Linked DNA regions of Mus musculus: all the other regions are linked to region 2. Evidence: chromatin loops called from intact Hi-C (ENCODE). Cell type or tissue: left cerebral cortex. All regions are shown on one strand. Each heading gives the region's core, and the rest is flanking DNA. Links, peaks and the distances in the headings are about the cores only.

Region 1 (4,040 bases), core at 843-3,342, 520 kb after region 2:
TGTTTTAAACTTTATTTCTTGTTTTACTTTGTTTCTTATGTTACTTTCCCTACCTTTGAAATCCTACAGTGTTTTCTCATAACCTTTAGGCTAAATTCCTAAACCCTTGGTGTGGGGTCCAATGCCTTGGCTACCTGAACATTGCCTCTCTTTCCCTTTTACTTTCCTACATCTTCTGTTCTCATGGGTCCTAGCTAGTCCAAAATATATACCCTTACCTAAAGACCCCACACTTTATTCACTACCTTACCCTTAAACACATTCTTCTCTATAGCTGGAACATTTTGTGTTCTCCTTTCTACCAGATTAATTGCACTTTATTCTTGTTTGCATTCGTTTGAAATTGGTATTTGTTCATTGTACACGGTGTAAAGTTTCATATAGGAAAGTTTCCCAAATATATCACAGTTTGGGATGCTCCTTCCACCCCCATGCCCCATATCTGCTCTGCCTCTTTCATTAATTTCTCCTCACCTCACCTATGCTAGTCTCCTTTCTGCTTACACACACACACACACACACACACACACACACACACACACACACACACCTTTATGTATCTATACAGAATCCCGGGATCCGCAAATTAGAGGAAACCAATATTTGGCTTTTTGTGGCTGACTTATTTCACTTGCTATGATGTTCCTCAGTCCCATCCATTTTTCTTGCAAAGAACATGATTTAGTTTTTCTTTGTTGTTTAATACTTTTCCATTTGGTATATCTATCTCATTTTCTGTAGCACAGGTAGAGTTAAGTAGCTAACAAGAGCTATTGTGGCATGCAATGACAACAACGGGAAGTGAGTGCCAATGGGCTTCCCAGAGTCTACTTGACAGCTATAGGTAAGGTCAGTGACTACAACAGAAGCAATAGTCATAGGTAGGGCTAGCATGAGGCAGAACTACAATGTATGTCATAATTACTGCTCTTGTCTGCTGTTGCTGGTAAGATTACCTCCTTCCACATTGACTAAGCCCAGTTGATGCTAAAGTTGACAAAGCCTAGATAGTGGAATCTTTAGTTGGGAGTCTATCAGGGGAATGGGGTAAAGCACCTCTGAAGGAAGGGGAGATGAAGATAGGCTCTGGTGCCCCCCTTCAGTTTATCCTTCAGGATAAGCCTAATGCATCCCATATCCAGGAAAATACCCAGCCTACACTGAGCCTAGGAGATGGACTGAATGCTCTCTTGACTTCCACTTCCTATCTCTTTCATAACATTTAATAAGTCATTGTCTCTAAGTATGTTTAGGACGAGCATCATATCTATTCATCAGGCATCTCAGACTGCCATCTTCTCCTCATCTATAGATCCTCAAAGGAAGGTATGGTTTGTTATACATGACACTGAACATACATAAAATGTGGAGTAAACTGAAAAACTAATCATTCATAACCAAAACTTTCTATTGCATTATCAATGCAAACCCATGTCTGGCTCACTGGGGTAAAAAGGCGATTATTCAACTATGTCCTGTATTCTTATAACTTAACCAGAACATTAGAGAATAGAAATATGGTGTGCTCATGGCACTGCTTGTCAAGGCTTTAGGCACGTGCAGCCAATTGTCCTGATACAGAGAGAAGCATGCTGTAGCAGAAGAGAGAACTCACACCCTTATTTCATTCCACTGGCTCGTGTCTGAGAATAGCACAGCACAGGGCAGAGTCCATAGATTTGTTCCATTTGTCTTATGTTATGGTACCCTGCTCATAGTCTTGATGTGAAAGGCACCTTTCCATCTTATACATACATACATACAAAGCGCTAAAATTGTCGGTGTATGTGGATATGTGATATCAAAAGGGAAAGAATTAGTTGATTAGTTTGAACAAAATATCAGAATTGTTTGAACTATAACCTCATCAGCTCTAAATCCCATTTGCATCGCACAAGTACATACCATCTTTCTATCCAGGGTACCAGCCAGTCAAAACAGCCACCTTCCCACCAACCACTGCTGTGGTGATTATTTTTTACAGCCTGCTAGCACCTTCTCCAGGCTGCCTATCTCCCAGGCCTAGTCATTTTGTTTCTTTCCTACCTTAGCACACAAAGACCACAGAGCACAATGAACAGGACAGATGTGGAAGGCTGGCCTTTGACATAAAATGAGGGATAGGAAACAGTTTGGCCTCCAGTCTCCACTCTCAGTTCTTGCTGTGTCAGAACTCAGTCCCACAGCAGACAATGCCATCTTGTGGTTCTTGTGAAAATCATTCCTTGGAAAATTCAAGATGCTCACTGTACATCACCACTGACATTTCTTCTTCTGAGCCCTTTCAACTTTAATTATTAACCCCGAGATATCAGCTAATGAAAATAGGAGCCAGATTAAAATCAAGGCAGCTAATTATTCCTGGATGGGAAAATTCCTCTATGTTGCTTTAAGAGAATCCCAAAGAATCTTAGGACTTTCCTGCTTTTGATAGTAAGATAGAGGCAGCCTGGCCTGATGGCTTGTCTCCTGGGGGAGCAATATCATGCTATTTGTTTTTTCTTTTCCTGTGTGGATATAACTTTTTATAGCGATTCCCCCTCTAGCCTCATCCTGCATGTCAGCATTTTGAGTCCTGAATCCTGTGTGGAATCCCTCACCCACCCTTGTCCAAAAACGTAAAACCTGGATGTGAAGATTTCTGCAGATGCTGCTTTGGTGCCACTTGTTGGAGATGTGTGAGCACTGTGGGTCGAGTTGCATTTTCTGGAAACTTTGGTTTGTTAACCTCTGGAGCCTCAGAGAAATTGAAGGCAGGGCTCATCTCAGATGTTAAAGAGCGGCATTCGTGGTGCCAAAAGAAAAGTAAGGCCCTACTGGAAACATTTTCCTAGCAGTTTTCATAAGTGACCAGAAAGAACACTTCAAAAATCCTGGAAAGAACACGGTGCTCTAGTGAATAAATGACTGACATTTCTTTTGTTCCTGATAAACTGAATTTCAACAGAACCAGTAAAAGCAAACATTGTAAAATGTAGTTTTAAAGTATCAATATTTAAGTTTTAATTTTGCCTGTGGTTCTAAAACATATTGGTAACTTGGAAATCAAATGTTTTAGGAAGCAATCTGTCCATTAAGATCTCAAATATGTCTCATAAAACCTATTATCCTGGAATTAGGTGGTTTGGTTGTTTTTGGGGGGGCAGTGATTTTTTTTGTTATTGTTGATTTTGTTAATTTGTTTAATTGGCTGGTTGGTTTGAGGGCCTCTCAGAACCCAGACTGTCTGGAAAGTTGACAAATTACATCACAGATCTTGCTCTTAAGGACATTACAGCGGCCTGAAGGGGCAATTCCTGCAGTTAGTTCTGTAATGAATTGGGATTAGGTGGGCAAAGACAGCAAGCTGGTATACAAGTCTTAGAAATCTTGAAGGTTGTAGATGAAAGAGACTTGATAAATGATCATAAGGATTCCAGAATGCGAAATATGTGAGATAGAGGAACATAGGGGCATGTTCACTATAGAGGGTCTGGGTGTGGAAATAAGATGTATCCAAGCAAAGCTGAGACAAGGAAGGAGATGTGCTTGTAACTGAGGGAGAAACAGTAACCAAGCCCTCCAATCTACACAAGTCCATCTCCTGAGAACAAAGACATGGAAGGGTTGATGAGACCAGAGTCACCAGCTGACATAGTATCCTGAAACAACCAGTTCTAACATTGCAAGTCTTGTGTTTCAGGAAAGCTATCAGTCCCCCAGCACAAAGCTGGGAAGTTAGTCATCTGAAATGTACCATGATAAAGGTTGAGTTTAACAGTATTGTCATAGTTATTAAGAGGAGACTGGAGCAAAGGCAGCTTAACAGAACAGAAATCAGTTAGGAAGTTGAACTAATAACTGGAAGAAGTAAGAGCAGTCTGAACTAAGATAATATGAGAAGAGAACAGAGATATGTGAACAGATTCTACAATGGGTGCTTAGGGTAGTGGCTAGAATGAGGCCAGGGTGAGTTTTGTGATTTGGGAAGGAGAGGGAGTGGTGAATGTGAACAGAGCATTTAGGCTAGTCCTTAGATATTTGTCTTAGGAAAAAGGATT
Region 2 (4,040 bases), core at 512-3,011:
TTATGATATCATCGATAGAAATCAACGCTAACCTTTCTGATCTCTACCCCTTAGTTACCTTCTCGAGAACAACGCGATGTATAAGAGTACGAGAATCAGCTTGTTCTCTAGTCGGCGAGATAAAAGGCGACTGCTCCGCCGCAACCACTGCCCACATTTTTAGGTTTAGCTTCTGGATCAGGGACCCGGCTGCAGCGAAGGCTGGCGGGTGGACTCCGGCGGCGCAGTAGCGCTAAAGGGAAGCTTCCACTGGGCTGAGGAGGAGGGCGCTCAGCCCTAGTGCTCCGGCCAATCGGCGTGCACACCGCCTGAAAACCAACCAATCAGAGGACGCAGAGCTCGGGGTGGGGGTGGGTGGTGGATAATACTAGGAAGGGGAGCTCAGGTCCCCGACTGCAGTGAGTGTCTCTGCGCCGAAAGCAAGCAGGGTGCGCCTGAGGCGGAGTCCTGGGTCCGGGCCGGACCTTTTCCGTCCTCTTTGGACCAGAAGTGGGAAGTGAAGTGAGGCGATCCAGGGTGCAGAGGACCGAACAGAACTTTGCAGAATTTGGAATGTACGGGGTGAGGTTGCTGAGGCCTTGACTCGCCTCCGGCCTCTGTCCCCCGGTCGCCATCCAGTGGGCTCCCGCCTCCTGCTCTCAGACCCAATTCTGTTTGCTCCCACTGCCTGCAGCTCCGGGGGACAGATCCTGAAGCTGGCTCTCTTTTAACTGGGTTGCTAGCCTGAGCCTGGTTCTTGGTGAGTGCTGTGTTGTCGCCGCTGCTCGGGAGCCAGGGAGGGCACGGGGCGTGACTCTTCACTACGGCTTCTTTCTGTTTCTGGTTGTCTTGCCTTAAAGATGAAAATCAAGTTCCCTCAACCTTGTGCGGCTCAAGCACTACTGATACCAGACCAGCTTCTTCAGCTTCATGGCTGTGTCCCCCACTCCCTGTGTGTGTCCTATATAGAGCATCGGTTTAGGGGAACCGGAGGGACGAGAAGACCTCTCTAGAGTCTTTGTGGTGGTGTAGGTCAATGAGAGACATTTGGAAAACGAGGTTTCAAGGTCCCTTGTAATAAAAGGAAAGATAGTTGTACCTTCGACATTTTTATATTTATCATGGCCATGTTAACTGGCTGTGGAAAAGCCTGACAAGTGGCTTAAACTGGCCAGTTAGTAAGGTCAGTGGGTGACTTGTCTGGAAAGGCAGACAGGACTCAGGTTAAAGGTCAGGTGCACAGACCACTTAGAATTAGTAAAATACAAGCTTCGTTGAACTGTGGATCTCGGGTGTGGCCTGTAGAAGAAAACTGAGTAATTCAAGGGGGAAAGCTGGCCTTGCAGAAATTCTGGGCCGAGTCTCAGAGAGGGTCCCTAATTGCGACGGGTCTTTAGGCCTTTTTCTGTCTCCCTAGCGCGCGGGCAACCGAGCCGAACGACAGTCTAGTGTCATGACGGAAGGGCAGGCAGTCCCGGGAGTCGGGGACTGGGAGATCGACGTGGAAAGCCTAGACCTGGAGGAAGATAGCTGTGGGACTCCACTGCGGGCCACGCCGCCGCAGGAACCCAGTCCGGCGGCGGCCGATGGGGAGGAGGACGAGGACGAAGAAGAGGAGGATGAAGATGTGGAGGACGAGGGTGACGGCGAGGAGCCCGGCGTGTCCTCGGAGGTGCCAGGCCGGCCAGAGCAGCCCGGGGGACTGGCACCCAGGCCACCGCCTGCTGCTCAGGCGCTGCCAGCCGCCGCCGCCGCCCCTGAGCGCGGTGCCACCGCCGGTGGCGGCGCAGAGCCGCGCAAACTGAGCCGCACACCCAAGTGCGCACGCTGCCGCAACCACGGCGTGGTATCCTGTCTCAAGGGCCACAAGCGATTCTGTCGCTGGCGGGACTGCCAGTGCGCCAACTGCCTGCTGGTGGTGGAGCGCCAGCGTGTCATGGCCGCCCAGGTGGCGCTCCGGAGGCAGCAGGCCACAGAGGTGGGTGCCGACAGGCTGGGGATAGGTCTCCAGGGTGCGCGCCCAGGCAGGATGAGGGAGTCCCTTACAGCAAGGAGCTGGGCTTCCACTCACACAACCCAGTGACCCTCGATCTCAGATCGCCTGGCAGGAGAGGTTCAGACACTGTCTCGCTAGCCTGCGGGGTTCCGGAGGGAAAGCCGTGGCCTTCGATGCAGAAAGTGCTGAAAAAGTCTCCTATTCAAAAAGCATTGAGAGGCAAAGGAATTAGGTCCATTTGGGACATCGCGGAAAAGTCAATAAAAATAAATATTTTCGGGTTTAGTTTTGCAGGTGGTTGGGGAGGGAGGAAGGTGGTTGACAGAGCGGTTGATGTCCAGTCAGGATGAAGCAGCACGCGGTGCTGTCACTGTGTGTCGCCCCACCTTGATACTTAGGCAGAACTTGATGCCCATTTTCCGGATGAGACCAATATGACAGCGGAGTTAAGGGCCCCTCAGTCCAAGGCTATTGACTATGTGACCTGCCAGAGAATGCTTAGAGGTCTTAGCAGTCCCCACGGTGCGGTGCGGTGCGGTGCGGTGCGGTGCGGTGCGGTGCGGTGCGGTGCGGTGCGGTGCGGTGCGGTGCGGTGCGGTGCGGTGCGGTGCGGTGCGGTTCTGTTGTGAGAAGTCAGGATTTCTCCTAGAGAGACTTTTGAACCCTGGAGTTTATACTTCCTCTTGTTGCTTTGGGGGAAGTGATGCAGGTTTCACAGAATCTCCTCTCAGACCTGAGGTTAGGCAAAATGTTGAATTCTTTGTTATCGTTATTCCTGTGATTGTTTGATTGTTTTCCCTGGCCGAGGTGGCCTTTAGGCAAGTGCTCTGCAATTGATCTTCTACCCGGGTTCCCCGGGAAAACTTTCGATTTGACTTCCCCTGCAGATAGGTGCTGGGAGGTAGTTAGGTCACCGAATATAGTGGGTGACTCCAAAGGGAACCTGCTCAAACTCACCAGACGGGCTTGGGGAACCTCAGATGGCCCTGGCTCTGGGTTCAACCTCTTTCCTAGATGGGCTAGTTGGGAGTAACCTGGCAGTGACCAGAGGACTCCCAGGCTGGTGTCCCTTAAGAGTTTTTTTTTCTGCCTTCACGTATACCACCTCCTCCAGAGAACTAGATAAATACAGAAGACCCCCCTCAAACTCTGGCACCCCATAGTGTCTACTCCACCTAGGGGAGAAACCACCCTGTATTTTTTTTTTTTTTTTTTTTTTTTTTTGGTCCTCAGAGGCAGTTAATATTCTGCCTAATGGGCATCAAGTTCTGCCTCAGTGTCAAGGTAGGGTGACAGCCTGGGCACTTTCACACTGAGGAGGCAACCATCCCCCCACCCAATCTTTCTAGGCTCTGTTCTTAAAGTCTCCTTGACTGTGGGTCTCACCTCCCTCTCTACACGTGTTCTCAGCTTCGTGAGATTAAGAGGCACTCCCGTTAATTATTTTGGAATGATTTTTTTCTCATAAGAGTTGGCAAAACAAATGCGTTAAAGGTTGGGGTGGTTTCAGAGGCTTTCTGGATGCTGCTCCTCACAGTTGTTTCTTGAATTTACAGGACAAGAAGGGGCTTTCTGGGAAACAGAACAATTTCGATCGGAAAGCAGTGTACCAGAGGCAAGTCAGGGCGCCGAGTTTGCTGGCCAAAAGCATTTTAGAAGGTAAATATAACTTCAAGTTGTCCTTTGGCTTTTAAAAACCGAGTTGAGAGATACTTAATATTTCCATGCATGATCTATATATTAGCCCAGGAAGGAGCAAATTTTCATTAGAAGTTTTCCTTGGGGCAAAAAACTCACAGAGATTTTGGCCACTAAGACAGTATTATCCTCCGCTGTTACACCTGGTGAAATTTACCCAAGTGTGAGCGACATAGAAAAATTCACTGTCAAGTGATCCTGGAACACCCCCCCCTCCCCCGCCCCCGCAACTCTCTTAGTTATTGAAGGAGTTTAATGGGCAGAGTAAACTAAGTAAGGTTATAGCTACTGTGACCAAGCGTCTCCTCTAGCCTCAGGTTTCACTCTTTAGCGTGCTTTTCCTCTTTGGAAGTTTAGCCGGTTGTTA
Region 3 (4,040 bases), core at 843-3,342, 770 kb before region 2:
CTCCCGCTCTGACCGTGGGGATGGCCCGCACAATCCGTTCAGGATCCGTCCAGTCAGTCTGTCGCCACGAGACCGTCCAGCTTTCGGGATCTCAGAGGCCACACTTTAAAAAAAAAAAAAAAAAGCCCAGCCCAAGATACCCGCGCGACGTGGAATCCAGAACCGCCGGCTGTGGCTCCGCGTGGGCGGGGAGGAGGCGATGAGGATAGCCAGACTGTGCACGCGGCGCGTCCTCGAGTGCTCCTGGGATGTGGCACCGTAGGGACGCCCGGTGGCGGCGGTTGCTGGTGCGCGAGTTCCTGCGGGTTCTCAGGAGCCGCGACCACAGCACGGTTCCCGGGCTTGGTGCAGGTCACACCGGGAGGGGGTCCAAGCTGTCCTAGTCTTCGGGGCTCCCTAGCCTAATGGACACTTGGGACGACTTTCATCTCACCTCGCCATGAGATCTTGGAAAGTCTGGTCTTGCTATGGTTTTGATACTAAAGCATTTCAACTGAGGAACGGACCTTGGCCAGGCTCTGACGGGGTCGTCCTCCTGCTGGGACAGGTTTGGGCGTGGGAGGAAAGGGAGTTCCGAGCGCTGGAGCCCACCTCGGTCCTGCCCAGGGATCGGCTTCAGGGGGGAGGCAGCGCGCGAGGGGGTGGGGGATCGGATGCAAAGTTAACTGAATACCTGGAGGTGGCCAGGCTGGAAACATCTTTGCACAAAGCGCAAAGGGGAGATGCGGATACACGGGAAAGGGGATCTCTCTCTCTCTCTCTCCCTCTCTCTCCCTCTCTCTCTCTCTCCCCCTCTCTCTCCCTCTCTCCCTCTCTCTCTGATTTGCCTCTAAACTCTCAGATTGCTGCTGGCCACCAAAGGAGTGGTACTTTGGGGACCAAGAGCCCAGGGGCCAAACGGAGGAAAGCTGCCTGTCCGAAAGCTCAAAGCTACTAATGTCTGAGTTTAGGAACTTTCCAGAAGTTCCCACAAAGCTCTCAGATTGGAAGGGGTTGAGGTAGCAGGCAAGGCGAGCAGTAGGAGTTCTGGGCTATGGGGTGTAAACAAGGAAATGTAGACTTCTTTGCTAAGGGTGGGGAACACAGTGGGTTTCTTCTACTCGGCGCTCGGCTTTCCTCAAAGCCGTGGATTATAATGACCCAACATCTAAAATCCCGCCTTCTGGGAGTCGTAGGTGATGGGCGTTCCCTTGTTTTCCTTGTATCCTGGAGCTGAATCACTCTTACAAGGATCTCTCAGAAATTATTTATAAAGAAAAGGCCTTGAAAATACTAGCATTTTTTTAAGTAAACGCAACAGTCGTTTATTTTCCAAGAATAGATACACTAGTTCAAATTGATCTCCAGTCATCCTCCAGTTTACCTCAGAAAAACAACTTGAGAAAAATAGCGCACAAGCTCAGCGTTATTGGGCACGCTAAGAATTCTGGAAACTGAAATAGGAAGATCGCTAGTTCCAGGCCACCAAAGGCTGCACAGCGAAACTCTCCTTTGAAAAACCTAAATTTAATTCGTTAGAATTAAAACTAGTTTATAAGATAAACTTTGGCCCTCAAATAGTTGGAACTTTTAAAGCCCATATTTAAAACGTGTCGTCCCCGATTTCTCTAATGGATATAAATCATAAAAACGAATTGTGAGATAAGAATAGAAATTTTTTTAAAATTTCATTTATGAAAGCAAATAACGAGACATAGGAAACAAGCGATGTAGCATTGTAGTTTCGTATTTTATTCAATCTCTATAACTAGGCTTAGTTTTAACACTCCCCGTTGGAGTAGGACACGTCGTATATACAAGAGATAAATGTTATGAAATTACCCTATTTGTATTACCTACGGGTTTCGGAGCATGTACGCATTCGCAGTCGCAGTCGCCACTGGGAACACTGGCAGTTCCTAAGCAATGTGGATGGTGATGTTTTGTATTGCAGACTGTTTTGTTTTTATTAACAGCAAAACACCTCACTCACTTTCATAGTCATAGGTCCTCGGGAAGTATGTAAGTCGGGAAAACCGTGGAAGCCACAACCGAAGCGGACAAGACCAAGCAAGACTTGTAGATCCAGGATTTTCCCACTTTTGTGTTGTCAAGCGAGCAGAACACATTTGTAACAATTTGGAAGGACTTAGTGCGCACTCCGCTGCTGGCTTTCTACGCACAAGCCTAGCAGGCGGGTGGTGCAAACCTAGAAAGTGGTTCCATTTTGCCACTTGGCTCCAGGTGTGCCAAGGCGACCCAGCCTGGAGGCTGGGCCTGGGTGCTGCTTAAAATTCGGGCAAGGTCCCCTCTCGGCCCGAAAGAGCGGCCAGGGTTGTCAGCCTACCGTCGTCAGCTGCAGGCTGTTGCCTCAGCAGCGCCGCAACGGCGGACAGGTGCTGGCCTAACCGCACGCCTTTACCGGGAGCGCAGCTAATGGCACAGTGATGCTGTTCTTGCTGCAGCGGCAGCGGCGGTTGCGGCTGCTGAGGCAATATTGTCCGGGAACCTGCGGACATGTGAAACAAAGGGGAAGCGGCCTGGGGGTGCAGCAGGCACGGTGGATGTTGCAGCAGGTGGCAGTAGCTCCACGGAGCAAAGGACGGACTCTGCGCAGACCCAGTTCCTCCTCCTGTAACCCCCTGCATGATGCTCTCGATGGTGAACGAAGCGCACCCGCGTCCGGACCGAGTTCCAGAGCTCTGGTCTCTCTCCCAAGGCTGGGAACCCAGTACGGGCTGCAGCGCGGGAATGGCTAAGGGGGTGGCGGGGTCCGCGCCTTCCGCTTTTCTAGGGTTGTCGCCATAGGCCGGGGCCGCGAGCAGCAGGTAGCGCATGGGATGCGGATGCAGCGGGGCGCACGGGTGACTCCGAGGCGGGGCAGCGGGATGAGCTGCGAGGTTAGGCTGTGGTGGGGCAGAGTAGCGGAGCAGGAGGCTGGGCTGGGAGACGTGCAGGGTGGCGGGCACAGCGGGTGGAGGGAAAGGGCAGTGCGGGTGGCCTCCCGAGGGCGGGTGGTGGCGCTTGAAGCGCTTCCTGCGCCGGAGGAAGCTGCCGTTGTCGAACATGTCCTGGGAGGCGGGGTCCAGGCTCCAATAGTTGCCCTTGCCCGGGTGGCCCGGCTCGCGAGGGATCTTGACGAAGCAGTCGTTGAGCGACAGGTTGTGGCGGATGCTGTTCTGCCAGGCGGGGAACTTACGGCGGTAATAGGGGAAGCGGCCGCTGATGAAGGCGCAGATACCGCTGAGCGTCAGGCGCTTGTGCGGGCTCTGCAGGATGGCCATGGTGATGAGCGCGATGTAGGAGTACGGGGGTTTGGCGGGCTGCGGGCCGTCGGCTGTGGTGGTCGCCGGGGTCCGTGGTGCTCGGAACTTGCGGAGGAACCCGGAGGAGTTACTCAGATCGCCGCAGTCCCCCGCGCTCCTCCCTGCAAGAGTGCGGGCTCCGGGCCTCTGCAGGGATCGCTCCAGGCACTTATGGCTCTCCTCCTCGTCATCCTCTTCTTCCGTCTGATCTCCATCTTCCTCCTCTGCCAGCACGTCGATCTCCACCTCATCCTGGTCGGAACTTAGAGGACTGGGCGGTGGAGTGGAACGAAGGTGCCCAGCTCTTGCTGAGTTCATGGAGGATAGGAGGGAAGAGGGAGAGGAGGGGACGGACGTGGGGGCAGCTCACCTGGTTTGGGATGGGTGAGTTAGCAAGGATGAGTCTGCTGGGAAACTGGAGCGCTCCTAGGTTAGGCTTCCTTGTTCTTTTCTGCTTTTTCTTTCTAACACCCTTTGGCAAGGAGCACTTGGTGTTTTAAGTTTCTCTGAGAAGTGCGCAGCTATATATCCTTCTTTGCCGTTCCTCGGGCTGGAGCCACGTCCTCCTGACGCGGTCCAATGATGGGGGGTCCTTGGTCCCTCCTCTTCACAACCATCCACTACGGAGGATGGTTTAATCAGCCAAAGTGCTCTGACATTGTGCGGGCTCTGTTGATGTTTCTCTAAAGCTGCACAAATAAAAATCAAGAGGGAAAACATGATACACAACGACGATGTGGGACCACGTCGACATTT

What was found. Hi-C counts contacts between places; a loop is a spot of excess contacts. Peaks named below come from ENCODE experiments on the same cell type or tissue, not always from the same donor. Only the 100,000 strongest peaks of a DNase experiment are listed, where the experiment ranks them.
Region 1: a loop joins it to region 2, with 4 times the contacts of the local background. A loop is called at or near these places in 6 of 42 quality-filtered maps.
Region 3: a loop joins it to region 2, with 7 times the contacts of the local background. A loop is called at or near these places in 3 of 42 quality-filtered maps.

What each region holds. Positions count from the first base shown.
Region 1 is chr19:26,191,680-26,195,719 of GRCm38, forward strand. No RefSeq gene overlaps it. Among named protein-coding and RNA genes, the nearest start is that of 1700048O14Rik, 150 kb to the left of the region's middle. In left cerebral cortex, for the core only: a CTCF peak has its summit at 2,199 (motif pointing left); a DNase peak (open chromatin) is centred at 2,155.
Region 2 is chr19:25,672,020-25,676,059 of GRCm38, forward strand. It overlaps Dmrt2 (doublesex and mab-3 related transcription factor 2), which reads left to right and starts at 392. Exons shown (of 4, transcript NM_145831.3): 1 at 392-739; 2 at 1,397-1,957; 3 at 3,532-3,634. The coding sequence starts at 1,433. 2610016A17Rik (RIKEN cDNA 2610016A17 gene) reads right to left here and starts at 220. Exons shown (of 2, transcript NR_045347.1): 1 at 59-220. In left cerebral cortex, for the core only: a CTCF peak has its summit at 1,905; DNase peaks (open chromatin) are centred at 766, 1,485 and 1,871; H3K4me3 peaks cover 1,015 bases.
Region 3 is chr19:24,897,233-24,901,272 of GRCm38, forward strand. Foxd4 (forkhead box D4) reads right to left here and starts at 3,784. Exons shown (of 1, transcript NM_008022.3): 1 at 1,711-3,784. The coding sequence starts at 3,602. The coding sequence ends at 2,268. In left cerebral cortex, for the core only: no CTCF peak of the experiment used is centred there; DNase peaks (open chromatin) are centred at 1,470, 2,009, 2,466 and 3,169; H3K4me3 peaks cover 439 bases.